Linked DNA regions of Mus musculus: regions 2, 3 and 4 are each linked to region 1. A link is a loop called in an ENCODE intact Hi-C map of the cell type or tissue named here. Cell type or tissue: left cerebral cortex. All regions are shown on one strand. Region 1 has its middle 90 kb from the start of 4930414F18Rik. Region 2 overlaps 4930414F18Rik (a long non-coding RNA gene). Region 3 has its middle 25 kb from the start of 4930414F18Rik. Region 4 holds the start of 1700003L19Rik (RIKEN cDNA 1700003L19 gene).

What was found. A loop is a pair of places that touch in the nucleus more often than their neighbours do. Peaks named below come from ENCODE experiments on the same cell type or tissue, not always from the same donor. Only the 100,000 strongest peaks of a DNase experiment are listed, where the experiment ranks them.
Region 2: it touches region 1 in a loop (2.3-fold over the local background); 2 of 42 quality-filtered maps call a loop at or near these places.
Region 3: a loop joins it to region 1, with 2.5 times the contacts of the local background. A loop is called at or near these places in 2 of 42 quality-filtered maps.
Region 4: it touches region 1 in a loop (2.6-fold over the local background); 2 of 42 quality-filtered maps call a loop at or near these places.

Annotation. Positions count from the first base shown.
Region 1 is chr16:12,923,572-12,926,071 of GRCm38, reverse strand. No RefSeq gene overlaps it. Among named protein-coding and RNA genes, the nearest start is that of 4930414F18Rik, 90 kb to the right of the region's middle. In left cerebral cortex, no CTCF peak of the experiment used is centred here; DNase peaks (open chromatin) are centred at 657, 1,175 and 1,559; H3K27ac peaks cover 862 bases.
Region 2 is chr16:12,799,062-12,801,561 of GRCm38, reverse strand. The region is part of intron 1 of 4930414F18Rik (a long non-coding RNA gene); the gene reads left to right. Among named protein-coding and RNA genes, the nearest start is that of 1700003L19Rik, 11 kb to the left of the region's middle. In left cerebral cortex, no CTCF peak of the experiment used is centred here; a DNase peak (open chromatin) is centred at 1,070; H3K27ac peaks cover 1,905 bases.
Region 3 is chr16:12,858,673-12,861,172 of GRCm38, reverse strand. No RefSeq gene overlaps it. Among named protein-coding and RNA genes, the nearest start is that of 4930414F18Rik, 25 kb to the right of the region's middle. In left cerebral cortex, a CTCF peak has its summit at 956; DNase peaks (open chromatin) are centred at 607, 1,062 and 2,413; H3K27ac peaks cover 909 bases.
Region 4 is chr16:12,811,341-12,813,840 of GRCm38, reverse strand. The region is part of intron 1 of 4930414F18Rik (a long non-coding RNA gene); the gene reads left to right. It overlaps 1700003L19Rik (RIKEN cDNA 1700003L19 gene), which reads right to left and starts at 2,451. Exons shown (of 5, transcript NR_040507.1): 1 at 2,319-2,451. In left cerebral cortex, no CTCF peak of the experiment used is centred here; a DNase peak (open chromatin) is centred at 1,217.

The DNA.
Region 1 (2,500 bases):
TGTGGGCAACGCATTTACCCAAAGGAGAGTTCTTTCCTCCTAGCTTGGGGGGCAGGCGGAGTTCCTAGAAGGCTGTTCACAAAGGACGGGGCCTTTTGAGAATGTGCTGCTTGAAAATGATCCAGGAAGGGCTTCGATGAGTACCTGAGCTAGAAAGAATTAATATCTTGCTGTGAGCAGAGTGTGGGGGTCTGGTAATAGAAAGTTTATATCTTCTCAGTTCTATGGTAAGGAGTGGGGAGATGGTATTCTAGCTCCACTCTCCCAATATGCACCCACCAACACACCCTTCCTTCTCCCCTCAATCCCCCTCCTCTTCACTTTTTCCTCTTCTTCCTTTTGCCCTTGTACTGGCTTGTTTTGTGTGTCAACTTGACACAAGCTGGAGTTATCACAGAGAAAGGAGCTTCAGTTGGGAAAATGCCTCCATGAGATCCAACTGTAAGGCATTTTCTCAGTTAGTGATCAAGGGGGAAGATCCCATTGTGGGTGGGACCATCTCTGGGCTGGTAGTCTTGGGTTCTATAAGAGAGCAGGCTGAGCAAGCCAGGGGAAGCAAGCCAGTAAAGAACATCCCTCCATGGCCTCTGCATCAGCTCCTGCTTTCTGACTTGTTTGAGTTCCAGTCTTGACTTTCTTTGGTGATCAGCAGCAATGTGGAAAAATGTAAGCTGAATAAACCCTTTCCTCCCCGACTTGCTTCTTGGTCATGATGTTTGTGCAGGAATAGAAACCCTGACTGAGACGACACTTCATCCTCCTCATTCTCTTCCTCGTGCCAGGCTCTCCATGCAGCATCCTTATCTATTCTAACCTGACATTGTGACCAACAGCCTCTGCTCCCTTATGCTTCTCTTGTGTACCCCCATTTCATCACCCATCTCTAACGGCCTCCCCAGATAAATAGAGGTCTTCTATACAGCAGTTTGTTTTTAAAGGCAGACAACTCATGATATTCCAAGGTCCTTCTAGAAGTATCTCAACATTCAGATGGCCTTCAAGACCCTCTCTCCCCAGCCGGGAGGTGGAAAGCTGTCAGGGGACAATTATATTTGGCAGCTTTTAAAAGATGGATGTTTGGCTGGGTGAGAAGGGAGGTGGCCCAGTCATGTGCTTGAGGCACATTTGATATGCACCCATCTGTGTTCTTGCTATTTTCGAAGATGACTATGTGGCATTTCACCATCTACCCCAAACACCTCCTCTGTTCTCCCCAAAGGCCGAGGGTGGAGATTTATCAGATACACAGTGCTGTATACCCTTTGAGCTGCTGAAGGTTCAGTCTAGAAGCCTGTCTTTCAAAGTAGGAAGAGAAAGAGTACGGAGGAATGTGAGCCTGAATCTCCATCATATACCTGTTGTCGCCCGTTTGTTCTTTGCTTCATTTTGTCCAGAAACACTGTAAGGTAGAGCATTTCCCTAAACTGGGATATCCCCTTTTTGCTGGCAATGAACACTTCCTTTCCTTGTATCTGTTCCCCTTAAAGTGATCGCAACATACTGTGTAGCATAACTGTAAGCCCTGCTGAACTCTCCTCCGTATGCCAGTTTTGATGATCATTGATCAGAGTTGCGTGGTATGTGCTTACCACCGAGGAAGGAGAGATCTCTTGGAAGTTCCCATTACAGAACCCTGGGTTGAAATAGACTGTTTACCACTGAAGGTGTTTGTCAGCTAGCTCTGCCTACTGTGGAAGACATCTGGTCATTCATTCTTCCCATGAATATTTATATAGCTTCAACAGTGTGCCTGCTGGAGGTCTGAGCATGGAGGAAGCATTTGAGAATTTCAACAGTTAGGAGGGCAGGAGCAAAGTACAAACAAGTGATCAATTGAACACACAACTTCAGGCACAGGTGAACATTGCCAGGAAACTAAAACATGGGGCTGGGAGATGCTTGGCAGGTAGGAGCACATATTGTGTAAGCATGAAGATTCGAGTTTGAATTCTCAGTGCCCATGTAAAAAGCTGGCTGTGGCCACAGATAACCCCCAGGACTGTACGGGAGAGTGATGTAGTTAGGAAGAGTTCTGGAGCTCTCGATTCCCTCCTCAGCTCCAGGTTTAGTGAGAGAATAGACAGTGATAGGGCAGGGCACCTAACCTTATCCTCTATCTTCCACATGCATGCACAGTTACATGCACCATGCATACACATGCATGTACATGTGCATAGGTAAGATTCGGGGACTTCTTGCATGAGGACATAATAACAGCGTGACCAGGAAAGACCCCAGGGAAAGGTGACACTGGAGCTGAAGAACGATGAGAGATCTCCAAAGGGAAGGCTTGGCTGAGAACAGACAACATACGGTGCAAATGTGAGATGACATTAAAGGTAATGTCCCATTAACTTCAGACTCCTTTTCTCTCTATGAAATAGCATGCTGCCTATTAATTTAGAGGTGCTGAACAGTTGTTAGCCAAAAGGGCCCCTGAACTTTTATCAGAATTTGGAAATAAATTCAACTTGAGAATAATCAAGAGTGGTGACCTTTG
Region 2 (2,500 bases), 120 kb after region 1:
CTCATTGTTTTCTTTTATTGCTCACCATCTTAGTTTTTGAGATTGCATCTCTCACTCAACCTAGACCTTGCCATTTAGGCTGGACTCCTTGGCTGGGTAGCCCCTGGAATCTGTCTGTGTCTACCTCCCCCGTTGGCTACAGAAGTAGATGGTCACATTAGGCTCTTGACTTGGGTGCTGGGGATCGAAATTCAAGTCTTCATGCTTATACAGCAAGAACATTACCTATTGAATGAGCTCCCCAGGCTAGATTCTTATAAATATCATAATATGACTGTTTATAAGATCTATATGTTATAGACTAAAAGACTCTTAGCAGTTTGAAAAGTAGCAGTTAAAGGCTATACACTGAGAAAACAATTTTATTTTTACTGGATCTTTAAAAAAGACTCAGTTGGTGGAAGTGTAATGGCCAGTGGGTTGTCAGGAGCTGGTCAAGGCTACCAGCGTGCGGTATGTAGTGGTGATATGAGTTTACAGATCTACCTTTGGCCAATTTTAAGGAGGAACGAGTAGGGGAGCAAACTCCATGGAGCAGCAAAATCATTATTATGCCATAGCTCATTATATTTCCAAGCAGTAGTAACACATCAAAATGTACACTATAAACTGATGTATTTTGCTATGAGAGGAGTATGTTGTCTACTCTGATGATTCAAAGAAAAGAGAATTCTACAAGGCTGCTTGTCAACCTGAAACTACCACAGACGTGAGATCTTTTTATGAGCTGGGCCTCTGCTCATCTGTAGCTGGATCTTAAAACTCTCTGTGAAGAATAAAAGGTACTTACCGAGAATGAATACATGTTGTATAATGTCTTACTCTCAATATGAGCATAGTTATGTACAAGACGCTGCATGGACAGTGGGATCTTGGCTTGAAATTTTCTCTCTTTCCTTATCTTCCTCTTGCCTTTTGTATCCTCAGCTAGAATGCTTTTCCTGAGCTAGAGAACTTAATACCAAATTACTGAGAAGTCTGTCTCTGGAAGTAGAAAAGCTCAACATTTTATTTAAATATGAAGCCATCATCAACTGTGTTGCCATGGAGACCCTTCCTCCCATGTGCTCAGCAACATGTCTGCTGCCAATTATCCAGAAATAACTTCTCTATTTCTATGGAGTATTCTGTTTCACCTACTGCTGCTTCTGCATTCTGTTTGAGCTTCGGTGAAAAGATGAGGGATTTTATTTCTATCCCTTGCAGACAGGAAAGGAAAATTTTAACATATCCATCCTGAAAAGGATCCCCTACTGTGTCACTTCCTGTGTAACATTATTACATATCCCCCCTTAGCTATAGCAGCATATGAAAGGTGATTTCAGATGACAAGTTGTGGGAAGTTAGTCCTCTTTTTCTACCATGTGGAGCCTGGGGATCAAGTTCAGGAACTCAGATCATTAAGTCTATTGGCAAATACCCTCTCCCACAGAGCTATCCCACAGATCTGTCTGTTGTGATATGCTAAGTTTCCTGTCTGTGCCAGCAACAGGGATGGAAGCACTAGGAAAGACTTTTGAATCTTCTGCCCAGCTTACTGGACAGAGATCAAAGTCTCGTCTACCCTTTTCCTTCATGTTTACTGTACACTGGGCACTTCAGAGGGAATGTAATGCAGAAGACTAAGGCAACACCAAAGAACAGATCCCAAAGTACTACTGGCTGTGTCTGAGACAAAGGGATGAAGAGCAGGGCTGGCCAATGAGGGTGCCTCACTTTAGATGCTTAGCTGAGGGAATCAGGTTGCAAATATTTCACATCATTAAGAGCTTCCTCAGATCAGAATCCTCAAAAAAGCCAAAGGAAATTGGGCCAAAGCACACAGTCTCCAGGCTTATACTAGGCATCTTTGGTAGAGGTACTGTGACAGCTCACCCTCCACAGTCATTGGCAGAAACAAATCCCTGTGCCCTTTGGGCATTACAAAAACTTTGTTGATTTTTTTTCTTCCCAAAGCTTTGTCCTAAAATCTATTGTAAAAGAAGAAAGGTAGGGTTGAAGGGAGGACACACAGAGGAGTACCCTATTTTAAGTGTTGTTGCAGGACCGCAAGGTACTCTTTGAATTGTCATACTGCTAAGTGACTTTTCAGCATTTTTGTCTTCTAAAATCCAGTAACATTACACACAAAGGTAGACATACACAACTGTTTGCTGCAATAACATCTTAATAAAAAGTGCTATTTCACTGCCTTAATTGTCTAGTAAGCAATTCATAATAACAAATGGGACACAGTAGGCAGTCACTTGGGTATATTGATACATGCTTGAAATCATCCCAGCATAGGAAGTTGAGGCAGAGGATCCAGAGTTTGAATCAAGCCTGGACAGCATCTTAAGTTTGGGACAGTCTGGGCCACATAGTAAAAAACATACGCACTCATAAACATGCCTACACATGGAAGGAAAAAGAGTCAAACCCACGTCCACCCTAAAAAGATAGACTGAATGAAGGTACATTGTGGTGAGCTCCACCAGTGTTTTAAAGTGTGGCTCCAGAC
Region 3 (2,500 bases), 65 kb after region 1:
GAGAGGTGATGCAGGTTGGAACACAGAAGGAGAACTCCTGGGTATGGTCCTGCACTTGCTTTCTGTACTGCTCCAGGGGCATCATTGATCTGCATGACAGGCCAATGACATTTCTGGCTCCTAATCATAGGCTCACACCGGGTCTCAGAGCTGCAGTGGGTGGAGGATCCATGCCTGGATTATATTGCATATTGCAAAGAGAGAAAAGAGGAAAGAGTCTCTTTAATTATTTTTTATAGATTTAAAAATTTCATTGGTAATTTCACTTATATGTACAATTGATTTTAGTTATGTTCACAATTATTTTTCTCACCCCATTACTGCCTTTTCTTCTCCAAAGGCTTCTTTCTATTCTGATGTCTTTTTGTTTTTGTGAGACCCTATGTGGTTAATGAGAATCCTTGCAGAAGCATGAGTGGTGGGCTTCACTACAACAGAGAATGACACTGAGGGAGGACCTTTCAAGAATGACTCCTGAGCTACTACCTCATGTGACACTAGGCATGTCGGTGGCATTTTTATAAATGAAGAGAGACTGACTGTGGAACCCTGGGGGTAGAAAGAGAGAGCTCTTTCTTGGCTTACTAAGTGTTAGCAGCAAGGCATCATCTATGGGAAGAGGCCAAGCAGCTGGCAGGGATCAAACGATAGCATTCAGTGTGGGCACTTAGGTCAGAAGGAAACTTGGGATCATTGAGCTAAAGATGGCACAATGAAGGGCTGAGTTTGTGGCTTCTGTGGAAAGAGAGGGTGGGTAGCCATAAGAAGAGCAGAGGTGATTAAGAGGAGGACGGAGGGGTTGCCCTGTGCTAGGAGCCTGGGTGGCTTATGCCCTAAGGACCAAGTTTTAATCAGAACCATAAACTATGCGTGTGTATCACTGTCTCTAGTGATAACGTTGCATCTAGATCATCTTTCTATGCTTGGCGAGGGTTGAGCAGATTTCTCTCCACAAGGCGACCAGTTGTCCCTATGAGCAGGGGTGGGTGTTAGCAAGATATGATTCAGGAATGTGTGGGACTGAACACTCTGATTTAACTCTGAAGTGAAATCTGTCCAGGCTTAAGTCTGCCTCTTGTAGGCCAGTGGTTCTCACTGGGGCAAATTTATCTGTGGTGGTGGTGGTGGGGGGTGCGGGGGGGATATTTGGCAATGTCTGGAAACATTCTCAGTTATCACAACTGAATGACAAGAGGTGGGTGGGGGTGCTACTGGTGTCTAGTGGGTAGAAGCTAGGAACACTGCTGAGGCTGAACATCCCACCATGCACAAGACAGGCCTCCAGGACAGACAATATCCTGCTTCAAATGTCAACACCATTGAGGATAAGAAAACTTGATATAGGGGTGCAGTGCTAAGTCACTCATCAAGACTTCATTGTTCCTTCCTGAGGGTTTTCTAGAAGCCTCTATACCCAGACAGGGAAGTTGATTGAACTGATTCCCTTGACTGATGTTTCATACATAGTCATCTGAGAGGCAGCCCATAGAGTAATTTCTATAGCTCAGTCACACAGTCCAGACACACACACACACACACACACACACACACACACACACACACACACACATGAGACAGAGACAGAGGAAGGGGGAGGGAGAGAGGGAGGGGGGGAGAGAGGAAGGAGGAGGAATGGAGAGTGCCAGCTCACACCTTTGTCTTAGGAGAGACTTACAAAGACAAAAGCATCAATGTGGCATCCACATTCTATTATTCAGGACCCTCAAAGCTGTTTTCCTCTCTTGCTCTCAAAGCTGGCATTTGTTTTTATTCTCTTGGAAATAAATGGTATTTTTCTTTACTTGTAATTTAAAAATGGTTTGTTGGCACGTGAAAATAAATGCCATAATGATTTTAGTCTCTAGTATGAATTCAGGGCAGACTTGGCATTTGTTTGTGTGTGTGTGTGTGTGTGTGTGTGTGTGAGTGTGTGTGTTTTATTGGATATTTTCTTTATTTACATTTCAAATGTTATCACCTTTCCTGGTCCCCCTACCCCCAGCAGAAACCCCCTATCCCATTTCCCCTCTCCCTGCTTCTATGAGGGAATCCCCACACCCACCCACCCACTCCTGCCTCCCTGGTCTGACATCCCCTACACTGGGGCATTGAGCCTTCACAGGACCAAGGACCTCTCCTCCCATTGATGCCTGACAAGGCCATCCTCTGCTACATATGCGGCTGGAGCTATGGGTCACTCCATGTTTACTCTTTGGTTGGTGGTTTAGTCCCTGGGAGCTCTGGGGGTCTGATTAGTTGATATTGCTGTTCTTCCTATAGGGTTGCAAACCCCATTCAACTCATTCAGTCCTTTCTCTCCCATTGAGGACCCCATGCTCAGTCCAAAGGTTTACTGCAAGCATCTGCCTCTGTATTTGTAAGGCTCTGGCAGAGCGTCTCAGGAGAGAGCTATATCAGGCTCCTGCCTGCAAGCATTTCTTGGCATCCACAATAGTGTCTGGGTTTGGTGACTGTATATGGGATGGATCTCTAGGTGAGG
Region 4 (2,500 bases), 110 kb after region 1:
CTTTTGATTTTAGCCAATTTGAATGAGCTACTGCAGCCTGTCGTGGAACAGAGTCACATGCCACATTTTCTTCTTGAAGCATCCTTCCCTCTTCTTTTCGCCTAGAAAAATCCAAGCCTTCAGTTCTCAAGTCAAACCAACTTTCTCTTCCCCTGGGTCCAGGTTTACTCACTGTGTCGTTCTTCTCTGTATGTCTCTCTGCTTTGTTGTGCTTCTGCACACCCCACTGCTTTATTGACCTCTATCTGCTTATTTGTAAGATAAAATCTGGGAGAACAGAAATTTTATATATTCTTATTCATCATTGTTTAGCTGGCCTAAGGACCACATGGCTCCTGGAACATAATAGATGCATAATAAACCTTTTCACAATGAATTATGAAAACTAAATTTATTGTTTCACTTATGTGAATGGTTTTCAGATTGCTTCATTTTAAAAAAAAATCACTTTGTATGGGCACATGGTATAGGACATTTTCCTTTGTTTCAGCAGCAGACATTTTATGTCTCATGAATAATTATTTTGCCTAAAGACACTAAGATTTAATAATGAATCATTTATATTCTTTATTTAGTTGTTAAGCAGACTAGGGTGAAATTTAGTATTGAATTCTAGCTAGTTATAGTCATTAACAAAAAATCTATTTATTCAACAAATATTCAATGATCATTTTTGGTATAGAAAACACTATCCGAGGGTGAAGAGATTGCAAGAGCCAGGGACAGTGGAGGACTGAGCCAAGACAGTGGAGGACTGCTACGAAGAAACATTTTCCAGCCATAGCGGGGACTTTATATGCATGAACTCATGGTGTCTGTGGCTGCATGTACAAGACCTGCACAAGGTCATATCAGCCTAACTTACAGCGTGGATGTGGGCAGGGCTCATGAAGTCCTACCCTTCGTTGAAGAGCTATTGACAATTGATGACTGTTGAGGGAGAGTTACTTTACTCAGATGCGGCCTCTGATAGCCTGGCCATGTTCCTGTGAATGGCCCTATTCCCTTATAGATACTGGATGCACAAAACAGACTCAGTAGGTTTAAGAAAGAATATGAAAATAGGAGGGAGAAGGTGGAGATGTGAGAGGAGTTGGAAGGGAGATAGTGGGGGTGGGTTTAGGGCATTGCAGAGGAAAGCACACAGTCTTTTCCCCAGTGGAAAGGGGTGTGGTGAGTAGAAGAGACTGAGATCAGCTCTGTGTAGGTGTCATGGTGAGGGTGAAGGTGGCATGGAGGAGGTACTTGTGGGGTCAGTAGGGGCTTCTGTGTAGCATATACTGCAGTTTGATAAGAAAACTGACTTGTTCTTAAGAAAAATGTAAATTCATGCAAGATTTGGAGAAATGAGTCATCTTTAAACTTTCAAAAGAATGAAGGAGATCTGGGGAGATAAGTTGTCTTATAAGCACAGAGTTTCAGGGTTTATTCCCAGGATCTTTATAAAAACACTGGTGTGGTGGTGTGCTCTTACATCCCAGTGCTGGGGATGGAGTGACAGGGGCGTCTGGGGCTCATTCACCATGCAGGTTAGTCCACTTAGTGAGTTCCAGACCACTTAGAGACCGTTTTAAAAAGAACAAATTAAGGAGGGGAGAACACCTGAGGCACAGTACCTGAGACTGATTCTAGTTTCCATATGCACGTGTGTGAAAATAGTTACCGCTGAACATCATGTAGAAAGACTATGTACTGGCTTTAATCACTATATTTTATGGGCCTTGTCTTTAACCCCTGCAATCCTGTTATGCAAGTGATTGACCAAAAGAGTGCTCTGAGGAGGCGGGAGAGGCAGAGGAAAAGAGCTCCAGCTGGAGCTTCCACTTTGATCTCCAAGGAGCTGGGGGTGGGGGTAGGGGACACTGCATGAACTAACGATACCATGAGGCAAGGGAGCCATGGCCGCCATTGTCAGTTCTCCACAGCCAACATTCATTGCAGCTGCACCCACACAGACTTGTTTGAGATCAGAGCTGGGCACTCATTTTGTCAGGTTTTACTCATTTTCCCTGAAGCTAGGAGATGTTCACATTTTGAGCATCTATTTATTTCAGTAGTAATAAGTCATGTGACTGAAACAAAGCCTAGAAGGCTGTGCAGGTGGACTGCAGTTTTAGTCCACAGAGACAACAACTGTTGGTATTTTCTTTTTTCAAATCTTTCTCTTGGTGTTAACTAAATCACAGCATGGCACACTGGTCTCTTTAAATCTTTCTTGATTTGCCCGGCAAAGTAACTCTATACCCCAACAGGGCTTATATCAATGCTTTTAGTGGCTTAGTGCTTTTAGATTGCACTGTAAATTTCTGTATATTCACCTGGATTTTCTTCTTTTAGTCTTCCTTGTATGGCTGCATAATGTATGTTACTTAAATACTTGCAATATATCAGAAGAGGATTCAGACTAACGTGCAGGGTGCCATGGCCTTGAAGAGGTCAGCTTGAGAGTCTTTGAACCTTGAATTACCACATCACAGAAGGAACTGTGTGTTTTCATCTA